2 separate regions of the Homo sapiens genome follow, and region 1 is linked to region 2. The links are chromatin loops, found by intact Hi-C in ENCODE. Cell type or tissue: heart right ventricle. All regions are shown on one strand. Links, peaks and the distances in the headings refer to the core of each region. The heading gives the core; the rest is flanking DNA.

What was found. Peaks named below come from ENCODE experiments on the same cell type or tissue, not always from the same donor. Only the 100,000 strongest peaks of a DNase experiment are listed, where the experiment ranks them.
Region 1: a loop joins it to region 2, with 5 times the contacts of the local background. A loop is called at or near these places in 2 of 110 quality-filtered maps.

The regions. Positions count from the first base shown.
Region 1 is chrX:48,829,337-48,841,795 of GRCh38, reverse strand. It overlaps PCSK1N (proprotein convertase subtilisin/kexin type 1 inhibitor), which reads left to right and starts at 6,186. Exons shown (of 3, transcript NM_013271.5): 1 at 6,186-6,377; 2 at 9,455-9,927; 3 at 10,341-10,700. The coding sequence starts at 6,264. The coding sequence ends at 10,536. ERAS (ES cell expressed Ras) reads right to left here. Exons shown (of 2, transcript NM_181532.3): 2 at 11,927-12,459. The coding sequence ends at 11,971. RefSeq lists an enhancer at 10,364-10,864. In heart right ventricle, for the core only: no CTCF peak of the experiment used is centred there; no DNase peak of the experiment used is centred there; H3K4me3 peaks cover 577 bases; H3K27me3 peaks cover 4,981 bases.
Region 2 is chrX:48,771,172-48,782,977 of GRCh38, reverse strand. It overlaps GLOD5 (glyoxalase domain containing 5), which reads right to left. Exons shown (of 4, transcript NM_001080489.3): 4 at 9,330-9,668. The coding sequence ends at 9,543. It also overlaps the pseudogene ACAA2P1 and the pseudogene RNU6-29P. Among named protein-coding and RNA genes, the nearest start is that of GATA1, 9.5 kb to the left of the region's middle. RefSeq lists cis regulatory regions at 1-14, 1-181, 1-241 and an enhancer at 1-314. In heart right ventricle, for the core only: no CTCF peak of the experiment used is centred there; no DNase peak of the experiment used is centred there.

The DNA.
Region 1 (12,459 bases), core at 3,050-11,049, 60 kb before region 2:
CTTGTGACTGGCTTATTTCACTTAGCATAATGTCCTCGAGCTTCATTCATGTTGTCAGGTGTCAGAATGTCCTTCTTTTCAAGGCTGAATAACATTTTATTGTATGTATATATCGCATTTGCTTATCCATTCATTCATCAAGGAACATGAGTTGCTTCTACATTTTGGCCATTGTGAATAATGCTGCTCTGAACATGGGTGTATAAATATCTCTTTGTGTTCCTGCTTTCAATTCTTTTTGCTGTATACTCAGAAGTGAAATTCTACCTACTCCTAGGGTATATAAAAGTAAAAAAAAAAAAAAAAAGGGCTGTGTGTGGTGGCTCACTCCTGTAATCCCAGCACTTTGGGAGGCCAAGGCAGGTGGATTGCTCGAGCTTAGGAATTCGAGACCAGTCTGGGCAACATGGTGAAACCCCATCTCTACTAAAAATACAAAAATTAGCTGGGCATGGTGGCGTGAGCCTGTGGTCCCAGCTTCTTGGGAGGCTTAGTCACAAGAATCACTTGAACCCTGGAGGCGGAGGTTGTAGTGAGCAGAGATCACTGCCACTGCACTCCAGCCTGGGTGACACAGCCAGACATTATCTCAATAATAATAATAATAATAATAAAAGTTTTTAAAAAGTGGAATTCCTTTAGTTCGTATTAGTTTTCACTTTTATTTTTTGTGGAGATGGAGTCTCACCATGTTGCCCAGGCTGGTCTTGAACTGCTGGCCTCAAGCGATCCTCTGGCTTTAGCCTCCCAAAACGCTGAGATTACAGACATGAGCCACCGAGTCCCAACTAGTGTTTCTTTTTGAGTATGAACTGCCAACAACACAATTAAATCAGGAGAGCTGAGGGGGTCTCTAGCAAGTGTGCGCAGGGTGCGGCTGGTTTCCCAGCAGAGGTAAGCAACAAGGGGCTTTCATCGCCCAGGTCATTCAGGAGGGGCAGAGTGTTGCAGCAATGGCTAGTGATGTGTGAAGGGGAAGCAATAATGTTTCATAGGCTACGCCTTGGCTCCTGGATCTAATCGAAAACTAAAGTAAATAACAGGCCTCCAAAGAGTCCCAGGTAATTGAGGCAATAGTCCTGATACTTGTTTAGACATATCATCAACAAAAAGGGAAGCGGGCATCTAGAATCCTGGAAACACATCTTTTTGTAGACAGTTCTTATACCAGGATTTGTGCTTGATTGTGTCATAATTATGGTTCTTTTAAACACAAAAAGTCTATAATCATTAAAATACACTTATGAGAACATATTTTACTTTTGCAGAATTAGCATAGAAAGATAAGTTTTCTTTTTGATTTGTCAGTTTTTTAAAAATCTGTTTAATAAGCCAAAGAGCACTTATAAGAATTTTGAATTAATTCACATGTGAAGCATTCTAGATAAACCTAATTACTTCTCTTGCCCTTCCTTTTATAAGGTGAAGGAGAAATCTTTAGATTACCTAATAACCATTTAATTTAATTTAATTTAATTTGTTTTTGAGACAGTCTTGCTCTGTCTCCCAGGCTGGGGTGCAGTGGCGTAATTATGGCTCACTGCAGCCTTGACCTCTGGGGCCCAAACAATGCTCCCACCTTAGTCTCCCAGAGTGCTGAGATTACAGGCGTGAGCCACCATGCCCAGCCCTAATAATCATTTTAATAAGCCCCAAAATAGTTTATATAGAAAAGACATCTAACCAATTTTATTCTGAATTTGGGAAAATCAGAATTACAAAGAGTTGTTAGAGGAGTCAAAATATTTCATAAATACCTAAGCACAAGAAATATTTATAATTACTGCAGAATCATAAAGCAATAAACAACGTTTATTAGAAACTTTTTTCAAAAATAAGTACTTACTGGGCGTAGTGGCCCACGCCTGTAATCTTAGCACTTTAGGAGGCTGAGGCCAGCAGATAGATGACTTGAGCCCAGGAGTTGGAGACCAGCCTGGCCAACATGACGAAACCTCATCTCTACTAAAAGTACCAAAATTAGCTGGGCGTGGTGGCACGTGCCTGTAGTCCCAGCTACTGGGGAGGCTGGGGCAGGAGACTTTCTTGAACCCAGGAGGCGTAGGTTGCATTGAGCCCAGATCGCGCCACTGCACTCCAGCCCGGGTGACGGAGTGAGACCGTCTCAAAAAAAAAAAAAGGTAAAGAAGGACTCTTTTAAAAAATGGTTTAAGTGGCCGGGCGCGGTGGCTCACGCTTATGATCCCAGCACTTTGGGAGGCTGAGGCGGGCGGATCGCTTGAGGTCAGGAGTTGGAGACCAGCCTGGCCAACATAGCAAAACCCCATCTCTACTAAAAATACAGACATTAGCTGGTCATGGTGGCACACGCCTGTAATCCCAGCTACTCGGGAGGCTGAGGCAGGAGAATCGCTTGAACCCGGGAGGCAGAGTTTGCATTGAGCCGAGATCATGCCACTGCACTCCATACTGGGCAACAGAGTGAAACTCTGTCTCAAACAACAACAACAACAACAACAAAAAAAGATTTAAGAATATGTCGAAAAGCACAGAGAGATAGATTATTTTTGATGACAAAAGAAACCTCCACTGAACTAGGAAAACAATAATTTAGTTATTTCATAGTAAAAGGACACAAATTCTAATTTTACATCTTTTGTACATTATTCATGTAATAATTTCCAGTAGAGAATTTATTAATATAAGTATATGTATGTAGTTAGTTATACATGGAAATATAAATCTACAGATACAGGCCTGGCATGGTGACTCACACCTGTAATCCCAGCATTTTGGGAGGCTGAGGCAGGCAGATCACTTGAGGTCAGGAGTTTCAGACCAGCCTGGGCAACATGGCAAAAACCCCATCTCTACAAAAAATACAAAAATTAGCCAGATGTGGTGGCGTGCACCTGTAGTCCCAGCTGCTCGGGAGGCTGAGGCATGAAAATCACTTGAACACAAGGGGAGTAGGTTGCAGTGAGCTGAGATGGCACCACAGCACTCCAGCCTTGGTGACAAAGCGAGACTCTGTCTCGAAGTCAGTCAATCTACACATAGTCAATAAATTAAAAAATTTTCCACAGTTTCAAAATACAATTAACTTAGTATGATAAATAAAATTATGTATGTATTAATTATAATATTACCATTAATAAGCTGTAATAACTTTTTATTTTTATTTCTTAATTTTTGTAGTCTTTTGTCCTCGCCCCTATAACTTTTCAATAAACAAATAAAACTCATATCCATTTTCATGTATACATATTTGTATTTATCTGTAATTCTTTTTACCTAGGATAATCAACCATGCATATCAAATGTTTTTAATCTTTAATTCCTTTTTTTGAGACAGAGTCTTGCTCTGTCGCCCGGCTGGAGTGCAGTGGCGCGATCTCGGCTAACTACAACCTCCGCCTCCCGGGCTCAAGCGATTCTCCTGCTTCAGCCTCCCGAGTAGCTGGGATTACAGGCGCCTGCTGCCATGCCAGCTAATTTTTGTATTTTTAGTAGAGACGAGGTTTCACCATGTTGGCCAGGATAGTCTGGATCTCTTGACCTCGTGATCCACCTGCCTCAGCCTCCCAAAGTGGTGGGATTACAGGCGTGAGCCACCATGCCCGGCCCCTTAATCTTTAATTTTTATAAGTACATGGTGTGTATATTTATGGGATACATGAGATTTTTTTTTTTTGAGACGGAGTCTCTCCCTGTTGCTCAGGAGTGCAGTGGTGCGATCTCTGCTCACTGCAACCCATACCTCCCAGGTTCCAGCGATTCTCCTGAGTAGCTGAGATTACAGGCATGCACCACCACGCCCTGCTAATTTTTATATTTTTAGTAGAGATGGAGTTTCGCCATGTTGGCTAGGCTGGTCTCGAACTTCTGGCCTCAAGTAATCCGCCTGCCTCGGCCTCCCAAAGTGCTGGGATTACAGCACCACACCCGGCCTCACTTCATTCCTTTTTATGGCTGAATAATATTCAATGATATGGAGAAACCTCATTTTACTTATCTGTTCATCTATTGATGAACATTTGGGTTGTTTCCACTTTTTGCTATTATAAATAATGCTGCTTTGAACATTTGTGTACAAATTTTTGCATGGACTCTTATATACATTTAAAAATATGGCCAGGTGTGGTGGCTCATGCCTGTAATCCCAGCACTTTGGGAGGCCAAGGTGGGTGGATCACTTGAACCCAGGAGTTCAAGAGCAGCCTGGGCAACATGGTGAAACCCATCTCTACAGAAAAATGCAAAAATTAGCTGGGCATGGTGGGGAACACCTGTAGTCCCAGCAAGTCGGAAGGCTGAGGTGGGAGGATTGCTTGAGCCTGGGAAGTGGAGGTTGCAGTGAGCCGTGATTTCACCACTGCATTCCAGCCTGGGTGACAGAGTGAGACCCTGTCTCAAAACACAAATAAACAAACCAAAACAAATTTTATTACACATTTTATTACAGAAGGAGTAGGATTAAAAATAAAACAAAATAAAAAGTACATTTAATTGATTTTCTTTAAAATATTCAGCTGGGGTTTAAATTGAAATTACATAGAAATTATATATTAGTTTGGATAGACTTGACATCTTTATAAAATGAAATTGCCTCATCCAGGAACATGTATTGTGTCTTCATTTATTCAGATGATCTTTTTTTGTTTTTGAGACGGAGTCTTGCTCTGTCGCCCAGGCTGGAATGCAGTGGCACCATCTCAGCTCACTGCAACCTCTGCCTCTCAGGTTCAAGCAGTTCTCCTCCTCCTCAGCCTCCTGAGTAGCTGAGATTACAGGCGCGTGTCACCATGCCTGGCTAATTTTTGTATTTTCAGTAGAGATGGGGTTTCACCATGTTGGCCAGGCTGGTCTCAAACTCCTGACCTCAGGTGATACACCCACTTCGGCCTCCCAAAGTGCTGGGATTACGAGCATGAGCCACCGCGCCTGGCCTATTGTAATTTTTTTTTTTCAGACAACAGAAAAGTATAAAGGAGAAAGTAACAAACCATTAGTTACCTCCCCAGAGATAACCATTGATGACATTTCCTCCCCAACATTTTTCCCCCTATGGATACACATACATTTTTTCAAGATCTTGTTTCCTTTGATATGTCATTTTAGTGGCTTGAACTTATTTCTGGAACAATATATGGGTAAAGTCTATGCATATATGTATCTATGTATATATCTATCTATGGAAAACAAGTAGATATAGACAGTAAAATAAAGACAGAGACAAGACAGCGGTTGGAGAGATGAAAGGAGAGAAAGTCATAGACAAGGAGAGACATATGGGGAGAGGAAGACACAGAGAGAGCTGTGGGCACATAAGGGCAGAAAGATAAACACAGAGAGCCATGGAGAGATGAAAGTATTGGGCTGGGGCCAGGCATGGTGGCTCAACGCCTGTAATCCCAGCACTTTGGGAGGCCGAGGAGGGCCGATTGCTTGAGCTCAGAAGTTGGAGACCAACCTGGCAACATGACGAAACCCCATCTCTACAAAAATACAAAAATTAGCCAGGCGTGGTGGTGGGCACCTGTAGTCCCAGCTACTTGGCAGGCTGAGGCATGAGAATTGGTTGAACCCTGGAGGTGGAGATTGCAGTGAGCTGAGATCCGGCCACTGTCCTCCAGCCTGGAGGACACAGCGAGACACTGTCAGAAAAAAAAAAACACAAAGAGACAAGGAGAGGATGGAAAGGAGCATTTATGGAGCTCCTACTGAATGTCATTCTAAACCTCCAAGGTCACTTTGAGGGAGGCTGTCAGTAGTAACCCCTTTACGCCGCTGAGAGCCTGAGCCTTAGAATGGCCAACTGAGCTGTCCATGGTCACATCACCTAGATTGAACCCATCTCCCTGGCGCGGGCCGGGCCCACTGCGGGTGATCCATTAACTATTTATCTAATGAACAAACTAAAGTCCATCTCCTCCCCCAGGAAGAGAGATGAGGACCAGACCCCCATTCCACTCCACTGAGTCAATTTTTCTTGCCTGTTTTCCTGTCTACTAAGGTAACAGTAAGGTCGGTTGCCCCAGCAACTGCCCTCCGACTGCCATGGCAACCGCCAGCTCTCCACCTTGCCCTTTGGGCATCTCCATGGCGACGGGAGGTCTGGTGGGGCTGCCAGCTCCCCAGGCTGCGCCTGCGTCGGTCGGGTGGGTGGGGTGGGGGCGGGGGGGGGGGGGCCTGGTTCCGGGCGTGCGCAGCCGCAGAGCGCCGCAGCCTCGCCAGCTCGCCCCGGCACTGCGCACTTGCCAGCCAGTCCGCCCGTCCGGAGCCCGGCTCGCTGGGGCAGCATGGCGGGGTCGCCGCTGCTCTGGGGGCCGCGGGCCGGGGGCGTCGGCCTTTTGGTGCTGCTGCTGCTCGGCCTGTTTCGGCCGCCCCCCGCGCTCTGCGCGCGGCCGGTAAAGGTGCGACCCCAGTCCGGCGAGGGGTGGGGGTTGGGGGAGGATGCCACCGGCGAGGGTTGGGGTTGGGGCTGCGCCGCCTCACCCCCGCCCGAGCCGGCTCCCGGGACGTGCGGAGAGATCGACGAGGGTGGCCCGGGCTCCGGCCGCCGGTCCGCGCCCAGGCCACGCCGGCACACCTGAGACCTGACTTGGTCTCTGCCTGTGCGGGTGGCGTTGTCCGGGGCGCCGCCGGTAACCGTGCCCTGCCCACCTCTCCGTGCCCGGTGCCTGTGACGCTGTCCACGGCACTAAGGCGCTTTAAGAAAGGGCGCGCGCGCATCAGTGTGTGTGCGTGTGATGTGAGGAGAGCGGTGTGGAGGTGTCGTGTCCTTGAAAGTGTGTGTTCTTTGGTTTGAGCGCTTCCAAGTGTCCTAGAAAGGTGCCGTGGTGCGTCTGGGTGTGTAGTGTGTGTGATACCGGGATACTTCTGTGCGCGATTCTTTTGTGCGTCCGATTGTTTTCTCAGTGACACCGTGTGGATATTTGTGAATCCTTATTATGTGTGTTGGCTTGGCCTATGGGCGTGTCTCTCTCTCTCTCTCTCTGTCTCTCTCTCTCTGTGTGTGTGTGTGTGTGTGTGTGTGTGTGTGTGTGTGTGTGATTTCGTTTGTGTTTGAGAGGGAATGGTCTTCGCATCTCCGTGTGCACATTCCATAGTGGTTCTGTTGGACCAAGTGCCTGGGATTTCGTTTGCGTGTTCCTGAGACTGTTTCTCTCCGTTTCTTTGTGGAGCTGTGTCATCCTGAGGAGAGGAGCCATGATGTCTCTCTGCTGCATTGTGTCTTTAAGGATGGTGCATGTCCTTGCACCTGGGTGGCTTGGCGATTGTAACTGCAGGAGCAGCTGCGGATGTGAACGTGTGCAGGTCCTTGCATGTGGCTGTGGCAGTGTTGGGCTGTATATGTGACATCTCCAGGCCTGTCAGTCCTCATGAGTGTGTGTGAGGCTGTGATTGCTGGTGAGTGTGATACCCCGGGGTGACTGAGGAGTGGTGGGCGCCAGCAAGGGCACTTGGAGAGGCATCCTCCTCTAGCTCTTCAATACTGTCTGCATCAAAGATGGGAATTAAAAAAAACTGTTACCTTATATCCGTGTAACAATGTGTTTAATATATATGTACAATGTAAAGAATGATGACAAAATAACTCTCTCGTGTAGCAGTCACTCAGCTTAATAAATAGAGCCTGACCAAGAGTTAGAAGCCCCTGCGTGCCCCTCGCCATGGCAGCCCCTGTCCCCACACAGTCCTTATTCTGTATTTTCTGTCCATTGATCCCTTACTTTTGTTTGTAGCTTATCACATATGTGTAGCTCTCAAAAAAAATCCATTGTTTAGTTTTTCCTGCTTTTGAACATCATTGAAACGGAATCATACTGGGTGACTGGTTCCTCGTAGTCACTAGGGGTCACTAGGAAGTCCTCAGGGTGTCTAGTAGTCTCAGGCAGTCTGCAGTGAAATTCTGGAACTTGACGTTTTTTTTTCCCTTGGCTCTATTCTGGTCACGAGATTCATCCAAGTTGATGCATGTGGCTGTAATTCATTTATTTTTATTGCTGCATAATATTACATCCTATGAGGACATCATGATTTATATATGTATTCTCAATTTGTCAGTGGACATTGGACTGTTTCCAGGCTTTTCTTTCTCCCCCGCCCTTTTATGCTATTACGAACAGTGCTGCTGTCATCTTTCACGAACTTGTGACCAGTAGCGTATGTGCCAAAGCTGCTCTGGGGAGTGACATCCCAGGAGTGGGTCATAGGATATGTGCATCTTTTTAGATATTGTCAAACCGCTCTGCAAAATTACTTTGCCAGTTTAATTCTCACCAGCATAGTATGAGAGTTCCCATTTTTCTGCATTCATATCAACACTTCATATTATCAGACTTTTTGATTTGGGTCAATCTTTTGGTTATATTATGCATAGTATCTCCCTGGCATTTTAATTTGCTTTCCCCTGATTACTAATGAGGTTTTTAATTTTATTTTATGTTTGTTAGAGACAGGGTCTTCCTCTGTCATGCACGCTGGAGTGCAGTGGTGCGATCTGGGCTCACTGCAACCTTGAGCTTCTGGACTCAGGTGATCCTCCCACCTCATCTTCCCAAGTAGCTGGGACTATGGGCTTGTGCCCCGCTCATTTTTTTTGGTTTTATTTTTTGTAGAGACAGGGTCTCGCCATTTTGACCAGGCTGGTCTCAAACTCCTGGCCTCAAGCGATCTTCCTGCCTTGGCCTCCCAAAGTGCTGGGATTACAGGCATGAACCACTACACGTGGCCCAATTTTTCATATGTTTAGTAATCATTTTTGTGAAATAGGCGATCATGTATTTTTTCTATTTCTGTATGAGTTTGTTTTTCTCTTACTACTTTTTAGGAATTCTCTGTATCTTCTGTGTACTACTCTTTCATTGACTATTTGTGTTGCAGGCATCACTCCTTTTAAACATATTTATATGTGGCCTGTATGTTTCTTTTCCAAACCTTCACAGTCATTTTTATGATCTTTTATTCCTTGCTCAGATTATTGGTACCCTCTTTTATTTCTTTAAACTTGTGGAAATTGTTTGAAAACTGCTTGAACTGAAAATTTGTCATTGGGTAATTTATTCTACAGATGAACTTGTACACATGCCAAATGATATATGAACAAGTTTATTCATATAGTTCCTATTGTCCACAATATTAAATATGGAAAAATCTATAACTGTCATATCTACCATCACTACTCTTATGAAGAAACTCGGTCTCCAGGAGTGGGGGTGGGGAGGGAGGAATTATGAGAGTCACCAAGGGATCACTGGCGCGCTGTGGGGTGGGGGTGGGGGGTGTCTGGGGATCTTTGGTGGTCTTAAGTGCGTCTGGAGATATTTGGTGGTTTCCAGTGGCCTTAGGGGTGTCCGGGTATATTTGGATGGTCACGGTGCTTTTGGTGGCATCTGGGATGTTTGAGGCCTACGAAGCTTCCCGGGCTGGGGGTCCCTGTCTCGACGGACGCTGACAAACTCTTTTCCCCCACCTCATTTTCCCGCAGGAGCCCCGCGGCCTAAGCGCAGCGTCTCCGCCCTTGGCTGAGACTGGCGCTCCTCGCCGCTTCCGGCGGTCAGTGCCCCGAGGTGAGGCGGCGGGGGCGGTGCAGGAGCTGGCGCGGGCGCTGGCGCATCTGCTGGAGGCCGAACGTCAGGAGCGGGCGCGGGCCGAGGCGCAGGAGGCTGAGGATCAGCAGGCGCGCGTCCTGGCGCAGCTGCTGCGCGTCTGGGGCGCCCCCCGCAACTCTGATCCGGCTCTGGGCCTGGACGACGACCCCGACGCGCCTGCAGCGCAGCTCGCTCGCGCTCTGCTCCGCGCCCGCCTTGACCCTGCCGCCCTAGCAGCCCAGCTTGTCCCCGCGCCCGTCCCCGCCGCGGCGCTCCGACCCCGGCCCCCGGTCTACGACGACGGCCCCGCGGGCCCGGATGCTGAGGAGGCAGGCGACGAGACACCCGACGTGGACCCCGAGCTGTTGAGGTGCCCGGCAGGGGGTGGGGAGGGGTCGGGCGCCTGCGTCCGGAGAGGACGAGGGCGAGGAACTGGGAAGCCTGCTTACCCCGTGGAGTGCGAACCCCTAAGTCCTGGGGCCTAAGAGGGAGTGAGGTCCTGGATCCAGGGAGTCCAGGCAAGGATGCCTGGCTGACTCAGTGGGGGAAGTGGACCCCAGGTCCTGGGAAGGGGAGAGGGAGGCGGGGAAGCCACAGTTTTCTGGGATGAAAGGCGATGACGGCTGTCTACTGAAAGCAGTGGGCTGAGGACGCCTTCTTGGGGAGGGAACCGTGTCCCCAGGCAGTATGTGGTTGTGGATCCTGCGTTCTGGGCCCCGAGCGTGGGGCGGGGGAACGCCCCACCGCGGACACCGCCTCACTGCTTTGCGCTCGGCCCTGCAGGTACTTGCTGGGACGGATTCTTGCGGGAAGCGCGGACTCCGAGGGGGTGGCAGCCCCGCGCCGCCTCCGCCGTGCCGCCGACCACGATGTGGGCTCTGAGCTGCCCCCTGAGGGCGTGCTGGGGGCGCTGCTGCGTGTGAAACGCCTAGAGACCCCGGCGCCCCAGGTGCCTGCACGCCGCCTCTTGCCACCCTGAGCACTGCCCGGATCCCGTGCACCCTGGGACCCAGAAGTGCCCCCGCCATCCCGCCACCAGGACTGCTCCCCGCCAGCACGTCCAGAGCAACTTACCCCGGCCAGCCAGCCCTCTCACCCGAGGATCCCTACCCCCTGGCCCCACAATAAACATGATCTGAAGCAGCTCTGTGCTTGTCTGTGTGAGTGGCAGTTTCTAGGGGCTGGTGGTTCCCCGCGGTGGTGGTTGCCCTTAGACCAGGAGAGAGGAGACTCTACCCTGGGTCCTGCACTTTAGAGCAATCACCTGCTCAGTCTATGTCTCTCCTAGGGGTGGAGGGGAAGACATCCACATGGACAATCGCGGATCTTGTGTCCCCCTTTTAGGCCTCACTTGGGTATGGGGATCCCAGGCTTTGAGGCCACTTTCAGGGCCTGCACCATCATCTTCCAAGGGACCATCCTCCTGAGGGCCAAGGGGTGGCTTTGTGGGGCACGTGAGTAGAGCTTGAGGTGCTGGCTGGGATGTCGCAGGCACACATGAACACCTCCTGATGTGGGGAAGAGAAAAGGAGAGAGCGGAGAGAAAGGGAGAGGGCACTGAGGGTCGGGAGGCCCCAGTACAGGCACACTCTTTGGCAGACAGGCACATTCTGGCAGGGAACTCTGAGAAGGCTGAGAAATTGGAGCCTGGGTATCCAGGTCACTAATAAAGTGTATTTGCCAAAGTAGGATAGGGTGTATTTCATTTACTTTGTAAAGCTTGATTCGTAATGTCTGAACGTTTACATATTTAGTTATGTAGTGTAGAGGCCTACCTGTACTCTTGCTCCAGGCCCTGGATATACTGAGGGTTGCTGTGGTGGCAGCTGATTTGTGGCCATGGTCTTTGCACTGGCTAGTCCCTCTGCCTCTGGATATCTTCAGGTTTTTGTCCAGATGTCACCTACTCTCAAGAAGGCTTTCCTGGACCTGTCACCCTATTCCTTCACCTGCCTTTAACACGTAGCCTTTATCACTATCTAGCCTGATGCCATATCTATAAGGGCAAGGATTTTTAAGTGTCTTGTTTGCCTCTACCTCCCTTATATATAAAGCGGAGCCTAGCACACAGTGGGCTCCCCCTGAATTTCTTGAATGAAAGAATTCTCACAACTCAAGTAACATTCTACCCAGTCTCACTCCCACCCACACAACACTCGGCATGGAGGCAGCTTTGAAACCCAAAACACCATTTATTTAATTTTGCACAAAATCTTTCAACTTGACATAACAAAAGCAACATTAGGCACTCCCATGTTACCAAAAAGCCCCTCACCAAGTGAAAACAAGAGAGATGTCCATCTTTCCCTAGTATACCTGATGTGTCCCTCAAAGCTAGTTGCCTCAGGGGTCTCATGTCAAATGAACAATCACCCTGGCCTGGGGAAAGGTCTACATTTCTTGGCCAAGACCTTCAGGCCACAGAGCAGCCACAGTGGCAGGTGGCCTTCTGGTGCCGGGTCTTCTCCCTACAGGACCTTGCCATGGGCTCCTTCGCCATGGCCTCCTGGACCCTCTGGATCTCATGGACCAGCAGGGAAAAGGCCTCCTCCACGCCTTGCCGTGTTTTGGCCGAGGTCTCCACGAAGTGGGCCCCCCAGCTGTGTGCGAGGGCTGCAGCAGCGGCATGAGCATCTCCAGCAGTGGTCACAAGGTCACACTTGTTGCCCACGAGGACAAGGGGCTGGGCGGGGTGAGGGCCCCAGGTGGCCCATATCTGCTGCAGCTGGATCAGAGACGAGGGGTCATCGAGAGCGAAGACGCCCAGCACACCATCACAGACAGCCAGGCACTGGTCACGCAGGGCCCTATGGATGGCCTGCCCTGCTGTGTCCAGCACATTCAGAATGCAGTCCCCACTGTCCAGGGTCAACTCCTTCCAGTAGGAATCCTGGATGGTGGG
Region 2 (11,806 bases), core at 3,774-11,773:
GGGGGAGACGAGGGCGGGGGTGGGGTGTCCTGGCCGCGCGTCTTCTCCGTCAGGCCTAAGTTTGAGACTCTTCTTCAATGTCCTCTCTTCTCGGAAGCCTTCCCTGACTGGCTCACTCCCTCCTGGCATCTTCTGGGGTTCTAGAGCCCCTGCTTGGTCCAGGCCCCATGGCATTTGTACTGTTTGTGCCTCTTCTGTACTGTGGAGCCCATCAGGGTGGGGACAGAGCCTGACAGACTGTGGTGTCAAAAGCACCAAGGCAAATGTCAACCAAAGCCTGGTTAAGGAGTCAAGCGTTTGCCCTCAGAAACAAACTGTTGGTTGACTGTTTTAAAAAATGGAAAGTATAAAGGGTGCTGTAACAAGCATCTACTTTTGTCAAACATTAATATTTTGCCTTATTGACTTCAGATTGTTTTTAAAGGATATGCGATATTACAGATGCTCTTGTACTGATTCCATTTCCCTCTCTCCTTCTACTGCCTTGAGCTTGGTGTTTATCTTCCTCATGAGTATTTTTACTCCATCACTCCATATGTTGGTACCCATAAACACCATATGATACCTGGGGTTTTTTTGGCCTGTTTTTGCACTTCATGGAAATGGAAGCACATCATACAGTATGTGCTGCTTTTGCTCAGCATAATGTCTGTGACATTCTTCCACATTGTCGTGTGTATCAATAGTTCATTCTTTTTTTTCTTTTTCTGTTTATTGAGACATAATTCACATACCATAAAATTTGCTCTTAACCATAAAATTCACTCTTAAAATGTATAGCAAAGCGATTAGTATATCACGAGGTTGTGTAACTATCCACTACCTAATTCCAGAACATTTTCATCACCCCCAAAAGGAACCCTATATCTATTAACATACACCCTCCCATTCCATTTCCCTCTCCTCCCATCCCCGGGCCATCACAAATCTCTTTGTCTCTATGAATTTGTCTGTTTTGGACATTTCATATAAATGCAGTCATATAATATGTGGCCTTTTGTAACTGCCTTCTTTTACTTCACATAAGTTTTTTAAGGTTCATTCATATTGTAGCATGTATCAGTACTTCATTCATTTTCATGACTGAATAATATTCCTTTGTATGAAAATACCTACTACATTATAGCTAGGATGCGGTGGCTCACACCTGTAATCTCAGCACTTTGGGAGGTTGAGGTGGGTGGATTGCTTGAGCCCAGGAGTTCGAGACCAGCCTGGGCAGCGTAGCAAGAACACGTGTCTACAAAAAAGAAAAATTAGCCGGGTGTGGTGGTGCATGCCTGTGGTCCCAGCTACTTGGGGGGCTCAGGTGGGAGGATCAGCAAGTTGAGGCTGCAGTGAGCCATGATTGCACCACTGCACTCCAGCCTGGGCAACAGAGTGAGACCCTGTCTCAAAAGATAAAAGGAAAAAGAAATGCCACATTATGCTTATCCATTCACCCATTGATGGACTCTTGGCTATCACAAATAATGCTGCTATGAACATTCATGTGAAAGTTTTTATGTGGACATATGTTTTTCGTTTTCTTGGGTATATAACTAGGAATGGAATTGCGGGGTGATATGGTAATTCTATGTTTAACTTTCTGAGGAACTGCAAGTGTTCTCCACAGCTGCCATATGGGGATTCAAATTTAAATTTAACCACATTCTCTCCAACACTCCTTTCTTTCTTTCTTTCTTTCTTTCTTTTCTTTTCTTTTCTTTTCTTTCTTCTTTCTTTCTTTCTTTCTTTCTTTCTTTCTTTCTTTCTTTCTTTCTTTCTCTCTCTCTCTCTCTCTCTCTTTCTTTCTTTCTTTCTTTTTTCTTTTTTTTCTTTTTTCTTTTGTTTGGCAGGGTCTCACTCTGTTCCCCAGGCTGGAGTACAGTGACATGATCTCTGCTCACTGCAGCCTCAACCTCCTGGGTTCAAGTGATCCTCCCACCTCAACCTCCTGAGTAGCCAGGACTACAGGTGCATGCCATCACACCCAGCTAAATTTTTGTTAATTTTTCGTAGAGATGGGATTTTCGCCACGTTGCCTACGCTAGTCTCAAACTACTGGGCTCAAGCAATCTGCCTGCCTTGGCCTTGCAAAGTGCTGGAATTACAGGCTACCATGCCTGGCCTCCAACACTTTTTATTGTCCCTCTTTTTGATTCTAGCCATCCTACTGGGTGTGGGTGTGAAGTGGTGTCTTGTTATGGTTTTGATTTGCATTTCCCTGTGACCACTGATGTTGAGCATATTTTCATAAACTTGTTGGTCATCTATCTTCTTTTTTTTTTTTTTTTTTTTTTTGAGATGTAGTCTTGCTCTGTCACCCAGGCTGGAGTGCAGTGGCACGATCTTGGCTCACTGCAGCCTCCACCTGCTGGGTTCAAGTGATTATCCTGCCTCAGTCTCCTGAGTAGCTGGGATTACAGGCACCCGCCACCATGCCTGGCTAATTTTTGTATTATTAGGAGAGATGGGGTTTCACTATGTTGGCCAGGCCAGTCTCGAACTCCTGACCACAAGTGATCCATCCGCCTCAGTCTCCCAAAATGCTGGGATTACAGGCATGAGCCACCGTGCCCAGCCCATTTATCTTCTTTGGAGAAGTGTTTATTTAAATCCTTTGCCCATTTTGAATTGGGTTATTTGTCCTTTTATTGTTGAGTAGTAAGAGTTCTTTATGTATTCTGGATACTAGACTCTTTTTAGATATGTGATTTTCAAATATTGTCTTCTGTAGGTTGTCTTTTCACTTTTTTTTTTTTTGAGACAGGTTCTCACTTTGTCACCCAGGCTGCAGTGCAGTGGGGGTGAACGTGGCTCACCGAGGCCTTGACCCCCCAGGCTCAAGTGATCCTCCTGCCTCAGTCCCCCAAGTAGCTGGGACTACAGTTGCATGCCACCGTTCCTGGCTAATTTTTGTATTTTTTGCAGAGATGGGGTTTCACCATGTTGCCTAGGCTGGTCTTGAGCTCCTGGGCTCAAGCAATCCACTCACCTCAGCCTCACAAAGTGGTGAGATTACAGGCGTGAGCCACTGCGTCCAGCCAGAAAGCTTATAGTTTTGATGAACTCCAGTGTGTCTATTTTTCTTTGGCTGCTTATGCTTTAGATGTCACGTCTAAGAAACCATTGCCTAATCCAAGGTCACAAAGACTTAAGCCTGTTTTCTTCTAAAGCAGCGGTCCCCAACTTTTTGGCACCAGGGACCAGTTTCATGGAAGACAATTTTTTTCCACAGAAGTGGGGATGTTTTCAGGATGATTCAAGCGCGTTACATTAGAGTCTCATAAGGAGTGCACAACCTAAATCCCTCGCATGCACAGTTCACAATAGGGTTTGAGCTCCTAAGAGAATCTAATGCTGCAGCTGATTTGACAGGAGGCGGGCTCAGCTTCATGAATGGCAGCAAGCCGCAGCTCACCTCCTGCTGTGTGGCCCAGTTTCTAAGAGACCACAGATGGGTTTGTGGCCTGGAGGTTGGGGACCCCCGTTCTAAAAGTTTTATCGTTTTAGCTCTTACATTTAGGTCTTTGATCTGTTTTGAGTTGTTTTTTGTATATGGTATGAGGAAGGGGTCCCACTTTATTCTTTTGCATGTGGATACTCAGCTGTCTCAGCACCATTTGTTGAAAGGAGCATTCTTTCCCCATTGAATGGTCTTGGTACACTTGTCAAAAATCAATTGCTAGCTGGACACAGTGGCTCACACCTGTAATCCCAGCATTTTGGGAGGCCAACGTGGGAGGATCACTTGAACCCAGGAGTTCAGCCTGTCCAACACATTGAGACCCTGTCTCTACAAAAAGTTTTTTAAAAATTAGCTGAGCACAGTGGTGCATGCCTGTAGTCCCAGCTACTTGGGAGGCTGATGTGGGAGTATCGCTTAGCCCAGGAGTTTGAGGCTGCAGTGAGCTATGTTTGTGACTGGGCAACAGAGCAAGTCCCTGTCTCAAAAAAATCAGTTGCCTATAATGTATGAATTTATTTCTGGACTTTCAATTCTATTTCGTTAATTTATATGTATGTTTTTATGCCAGTAGCACATGGTCTTGATTACTGTAGCTGTATAGTAAGTTTTTAAACTGGAAGGTGTGAGTCCTCTAACTTTGTTTTTCTTTTTCAAGATTGTTGTATTTTGGGCCCCTAGCACTCCCATGTGAATCAGCTTGTCAGTTCTGCAAAGAAGCAAGCTGGGATTCTGATAGGGATTGCATCAAGTCTGTAGATCAATTTGGGGAGTATTGCCATCTTAACACTATAAAGTCTTCCAATCCATGAACATGTGATGTCTTTCCATTTATTTAGGTCTTCTTTAAGTTCTTTCAATAATATTTTATGGTTTTCAGTGTATAAGTCTTACCCTTCTTTCATTCATTTTATTACTAAGTATTTTATTCATTTTGAAGCTATTGTAAATGGAATAGTTTTCTTAATTTCACTTTTGGATTGTTAATTGCTAGCATATATGATACAAAATCTTATATCCTGCAACCTTGCTCTAATGGTTATGCACTAATGGGGCTCTAATGGTTTCGTGGTGGATTCCTTAACATTTTCTATGTATAAGATCATGTCATCTGCATATAGGGATAGTTTTACTTCTTCCTTTCCAATATGGATACGTTTTATTTCTTTTTGTTGCCTAATGCCCCAGGTAGAGCATCCAATACAGTGTTGAAAAGACATGGTAAGAAGGGGCATCCTTGTGTTGTTCCTTTCCAACTTTCACCATTAAGTATGATCTTAGCTGTGGGTTTTTTGTGGATGTCCTTTATCAGGTTGAGGAAGTTCTCTTCTATTCCTAGTTTGTTGAGTGTTTTTATCATGAAGGAATGTTGAATTTTGTCAAATGTTTTTTCTGCATCTCCTGAAAAGATCATGTGGTGTTTGTTCTTTATTATGTTAATATGATGCATTATATTGATTGATTTTCATTAGTTGACCAAACCTTGCATTCTTGGGATAAATCCCACTTGGCCGTGGTGTATAATCCTTTTATATGTTGCTGGATTCTACTTACTTGTATTTTTTTGAGGATTTTTGCATCTATACTTAGATATTGGTCTGTAGTTTTTCTTGTGATATCTTTGTCTAGTTTTCTCATCAGAGTAATGCTGGCCTCATAAGTTCGTTCCCTTTTATTGAAAGTAATATTCCATGGAATGGATATACCACATTTTGTTTAACCACTAATCTGTTGATGAACATTTGCATTGTTTCTAGTTTCTTTCCCTATTATAGCAAATCTGCAATTCATAAACTCATATTCCTCTCTCTGTGCACACCTGTGAAGGAGTTTCTCGGGGGAGGAGGGAGGAAATATCAGAGCATCTACCCATTCATTCATCTACCTACCCACTCACCCATCCACCCATCTGTTCCTTCCTTCCTTCTTCTATTCCTTCATTTTCTCTTTCCTTTCATCCATAAATCATCCATCTTCAGGCATATAATGTCTGGGTCCATGGCAAATTGTCTTTTAGAATGAGGCAGAAAACCCCTTTCCTCTTTTTTTCCACTGCCAGAAAATGCTACAGGTTTTAGGAAAGCCTTTTACTTGCTAAAACTCATATCCTCACACTCCCTCTCTTCGCAGCACTCTTGGGGCTCCTTGGCGGTTCAGTCACAGGGTCTGGCTGAACTACCGTCTGAAGACTATTTAGCGACCAGAGTCCAGAAGACCAGGGGCTCCTTTACTTCAGGAGACTCTCACGCATGCTCCTCCATCCATCACTCCTTCACTCAGGAATCCACACACTTCCCTTCCCACTTGCCTGACTCATCTGTCTGTCCCTTCTCTTGTTTTAGAACCCAAAATGTCCTCAGGCCTCTTCTCTAGCTGACATCCTCTTTTTTGTTGAACTCATCCAGTCCCTATCTTCAAAATATCTCCAGAATCTAACCATTTTAAAAAAATCATCTCCATGCTTGCTTCGGCAGCACATATACTAAAATTGGAACGATACAGAGAAGATTAGCATGGCCCCTGCGCAAGGATGACATGCAAATTCGTGAAGCGTTCCATATTTTTTTGGCAAGGCATGTTGGTTTGCGTGTGGGAATCCCAAAGGAGACCCCAGCTCTCACGATTAATAGGCTCTGTGGTTCTGGTTTTCAGTCCACTGTGAATAGGTGTTAGGAAATTTGTGTTAAAGAAGCTGAAGTTGTTTTATGCGGAGGAACCAAAAGCATGAGCCAAGCTCCCTACTGTGTCAGAAATGTGTGTTTTGGAACCAAGCTTGGATCAGATATCAAGCTGGAAGATTCTTTATGGATAGGATTAACAGATCAGCATGTCCAGCTCCCCATGGCAATGACTGCAGAGAATCTTGCTGTAAAACATAAAATAAGCAGAGAAGAATGTGACAAATACGGCCTGCAGTCACAGCAGAGATGGAAAGCTGCTAATGATGCTGGCTACTTTAATGATGAAATGGCACCAATTGAAGTGAAGACAAAGAAAGGAAAACAGACAATGCAGGTAGATGAGCATGCTGGGCCCCAAACAACCCTGGAATAGTTACAGAAACTTCCTCCAGTATTCAAGAAAGATGGTACTGTCACTGCAGGGAATGCATCGGGGATAGCTGATGGTGCTGGAGCTGTTATCATAGCTAGTGAAGATGCTGTTAAGAACCATAATTTCACACCACTGGCAAGAATTGTGGGCTACTTTGTATCTGTATGTGATCCCTCTATCATGGGTATTGGTCCTGTCCTTGCTATCAGTGGGGCACTGAAGAAAGCAGGACTGAGTCTTAAGGACATGGATTTGGTAGAGGTGAATGAAGCTTTTGCTCCCCAGTACTTGGCTGTTGAGAAGAGTTTGGATCTTGACATAAGTAAAACCAATGTGAATGGAGGAGCCATTGCTTTGGGTCACCCACTGGGAGGATCTGGATTGGTTGATGAATTAAGGCGTCGAGGTGGAAAATATGCCGTTGGATCAGCTTGCATTGGAGGTGGCCAAGGTATTGCTGTCATCATTCAGAGCACAGCCTGAAGAGACCAGTGAGCTCACTGTGACCCACTCTTATTCTACTTGGCCAGGCCACAGTAAAACAAGTGACCTTCAGAGCAGCTGCCACAACTGGCCATGTCCTGCCATTGAAACAGTGATTGAGTTTGTTCAAGCCATGGTGATACAAAAATGCATTGATCATGAATAGGAGCCCATGCTAGAAGTACGGTCTCTCAGATTTGTACCAGTGAAATATGTATTTCTGAACTAAAACTCAACTATAGAAGACATTAAAAGAAATTGTATTCTTGCCAAGTAACCACCACTTCTGCCTTAGATAATATGGTTATAAGGAAATCAAATAAATGTTGCCTTAACTTCAAAAAAAAAATCATCTCCTGGCTGAGTGCGGTGGCTCACGCCTATAGTCCCAGCAGTTTGGGAGGTTGAGGCAGGAGGATTTTTTTTTTTTTTTTTTTGAGACAGAGTCTCCCTCTGTCACCCAGGCTGGAGTGCAGGGAAACGATCTCAGCTCACTGCAAGCTCCGCCTCCCGGGTTCACACCGTTCTCCTGCCTCAGCCTCCCAAGTAGCTGGGACTACAGGCGCCCGCCCCATGCCTGGCTAATTTTTTGTATTTTTAGTAGAGATGGGGTTTCACCGTGTTAGCCAGGATGGTGTTGATTTCCTGACCTCGTTATCTGCCCGTCTCAGCCTCCCAAAGTGCTGGGATTACAGGTGTGAGCCACCGCGCCTGGCAGGAGGATCTCTTGAGGCCAGGAGTTCGACACCAGCCTGAGCAACATAGCGAGACCCCGACTCTACCAAAAAAAACAAAAAACCCAAACAAATAAAAATCACTTCCCCTGTCCCTGCCATCACACTTGCGTGGACCACTGCAGGGGCCTCCCCCTCACTGGTCGCCTGTTTCCACCCTCGCCCTGACAGTCTATTTTCCGCAGTGGCCAGAGGGAGCCTGTTAAATCCTAAATCAGATCACATCCCTCCTCTGCCCACAACCCTCCTTCAGCTGCCTGTCGCTCATAGTAAAAGACAAAGTCCTCGCCCTGGCCTGCCAGACCGCACCCATCTGTACCCCTTGCTTCCCCAACTGGCGTCCTTGCTGTTCCTCACACACAGCAGGCACATTCATGCATCAGGGCCTTTGCACTGGCCGATGCCTCTGCCTGGTGTGCCCTTCCTCCACTGGCCATCTGTGTGGCTCATCCCTCATCTCTTCAGATCTGTGCTCAAGACACTTCTCAGTCACACTTTCCGGGACCGCCTCATTAGACATCAGAAGCTGTCCTAGCAATTTTTTTTTTCAAGTCAGAGTCTCGCTCTGTCACCCAGGAAGGAGTGCAGTGGTGCAATCTCAGCTCACTGCAACCTCTGCCTCCAGGTTCAAGCAATTCTGGTGCCTCAGCCTCCCAAGTAGCTGGGACTACAGGCATGCGCCACCACAGCCAGCTAATTTTTGTATTTTTAGTAGACACGGGGTTTTGCCATGTTGGCCAGGCTGGTCTCAAACTCCTGACCTCAGTGATCCACCTACCTCGGCCTCCCAAAGTGCTGGGATTACAGGCGTGAGCCACTGTGTCCAACCTGCCCCAACAGTTTTTATCTGCATTCCCTCTTTTCCGTGTTTTCTTTTTCTCCAAACCATTTACCAACCTGTAACATACTTAATATTTTACCTACTTAGTTTTATTTATTTTCTTTCTCTCCCACTAGAATGGCAACTCCACCAACAGGGGTATGCTTATCTCCTTTGCTCAATGCTGTCTCTCCAGTGCCTGGAACAGGGCCTGGCACACAGGTGGTTAACATATGTATTTTAGTTGACTGAATGGTGGAGGGGGGGCAGAAACAGGAAATCTGACCTTGTCCCACCTAACCTGCCACAAGCTATGCTTCAATTGAGATGATTTGGCTTATTTCTTTATTTATTTTGTGGAGGTGGGTGGTCTCACTATGTTGCCCAGGCTGGTCTCGAATTCTTTGATCTACTAGATCCAAAGGTAGAAAGTGCTAAATACCCTGAGAGTGAGACTAGAGAAGGCTCTCCTGAAAGAGGTAGTATCACCTGGTGCTGGTCCTGGAAGGTCTGATGGGAATAAGAGATCCTGGGATTCTGCGAGGCCCAGGAATGGAGAAAACAGCAGGCAGCAGCTGGAGGAGTGAGAAAAGTTAGGAAAGGATGAAGACAATGGCATCACTGACAAGGAGAAATCTGTCAGGGGCCTTGAATCCCGAGGTGATGACCCTAGATTCGGTGCTCAGAGGCGTCATACCCTGGTCATAGGCCTCCGACCGAACAGCTCAGAGATCTCACACCCTACATAAACACCCATGCATGGCGCCAATACAGTAACGAAGACCCCGTATTCATTGAGAGGTTATGCATTTATTAGGCCAACTTTGATGACATACAGACATGTAGGTTTGGTCCCAAACCTGTCTTGGGTCCCCCCTCAGCAGGATGTGTGAAGTGCCTAAGTCCTCAGTCTTTGGAGATCTCTGGGCCTGGGTGGGGGTTTGCAGGAAGGAAAGGAGAGGGCGACATCAAGGGGGACAGAATGGAGGAGGTCCAGCCTCCATCACGAGGAGATGTAGTTGGACACCTCAATCAGATTTCTGTCGGGGTCTCGGAAGTAGATGGACATGATAGGCCCTTTTGCCCCTGTTCTGGGGACTGGCCCCTCCTCAATAGGGACATCACAAGCCTGAAGTGGGAAGAAAAGACAAAAGTCGTTCGTCAAAATGTGTGTGTGAGACCAAAATTTAATGCCTTTTTTTTTTTTTTGTGACAGAGTCTCGCTCCGTCACCCAGGCTGGAGTGCAGTGGTGAGATCTCAGCTCACTGCAACCTCCGCTGCCTCCTAGGCTCAAGCAATTCTCCCACCTCAGCCTCCTGAGTAGCTGGGATTACAGGCGCATGCCACCATGCCCAGCTATTTTTCATAGAGACGAGGTCTTGCTGTGCTGCCCAGGCTGGTCTCGAACTCCTGACCTCAAGTGATCCGCCCGCCTCAGCCTCCTAAAGTGCTGGAATTATAGGCATGAACCACTGCGCCTGGCCTGTAAAATTTAATTCCTTATAGTGGCCTAGAAGACCTTAGAACACCGCTGTATCTTTCTGACCTCATCTCCTACCATCCTCCCCTCCATCACTCCGTTCCAGCCACTTATCAGCTAGATGGCCTTGGGCACAGTACCTAACTACCCTGTACCTCGATCTCCTCATCTGTAAAATGGGAAGGATAATAGTACCTAGTATTATCTAGTAAATGGCAGAACCAGAATTCGAACCTAGGCAGTCTGGGTCAACGACCATACTCTTAACCCCTATGCTTCACCCATTTTACTTCCAAACCAGTCTTTTTCACTGACACTTCCCAAAGAAGGAGTCTAGGTTATTTGCACAGAATATATATAAGACCTCAATCCGTGTTCTGCAAAAGGGAAACTAAAACCCCTTTTATTTATTTATTGTAGAGATGGGGCCTTGCTCTGTCACACTGACTAGAATGGAGTGGTGCGATCACAGCTCACTACAGCCTCAACCTGGGCTCAAACGATCCTCCCACCTCTTAGCCTCCCAAGTAGCTGAGACTACAGGCACACACCGCCACGTCTGGCTAATTTTTTTTTGTATTTTATGTAGACACAGGGTCTCGCCATGTTACCCAGGCTGGTCTCAAATTCCTGGGTTCAAGTGATCCTCCCTCCTTGGCCTCCTAAAGCACTGGGATTACAGGCATGAGCCACTGTGCCCCAGCCTTATTTTAATTTTTTAGAGACAGGGTCTTGCTGTATCACCCAGGCTGGAGTGCAGTGGCGTGATCATAGCTCACTGTAGCCTCCACCTCCTGGGCTCAAGTGATCCTCCCACTTCACCCTCTTGAATAGCTAGGATTACGGGCATGCACTACCATGCCTGGCTACTCTGTTTATTTTTTTTAAGAGATGGGATCTCACTATGTTGCCCAGGCTGGTCTGGAACTCCTGGCCCAAATGATCCTGCCACCTCAGCCTCCCAAAGTGCTGGGATTACAGGCGTGAGTGACCGTGCCCAACCAATGCCTCTTCTAGATGACATCATTTTAAGTATTACAGAGACACTGGATTAAATAACAACAAATCAGAAATTATTCCCTCTCCAATCTTCTTTCAGTCCTTCTTTTTACACATAGAAGGTGGATGCTAACAAGTTCTTAGTATCTCTTTAACCACCTGCCATATCTCCCTTTGTAATGTCAGGGCCAGGGAGTACAGGGAACGGAAGTGGCTAGAATCTAATGACATTGTTATGCTTTCATAGCTGTTGGTTTTTACAGTTACTTTTCCTTTATGCCAAGATATAATGGGTTTTTCATGTACTTGGATGAACGTTTTCTTTTTATATAAATGTATTTAGGGCTGGGCACGTGGCTCATGCCTGTAATGGCCAGCACTTTGGGAGGCCGAGGTGGGCGGAGCACTTGAGGTCAGGAGTTTGAGACCAGCCTGGCCAACGTGGTGAAACCCTGTCTCTACTAAAACTACAAAAATTAGCCAGGTGTGGTGGCACGCACCTGTAGTACCAGCAACTTGGGAGGCTGAGGCAGGAGAATCGCTTGAACCCAGGAGGTGGAGGTTGCAGTGAGCCGAGATCAAGCCACTATACTACAGCCTGGGTAACAGAGCAAGACTCTGTCTCAAAAAAAAAAAAAAAAAGTATTTCAGTGCATAAATGTAGGTTTGTTTGTTTGTTTGTTTGTTTTACAATGGGAACGCACAGTTTCCTTTTTAAACACATTTATTTACATGAAAGAATTGTCAGTCAAAATAGTACATAACTGTGTGCAGACATTATCTGGTT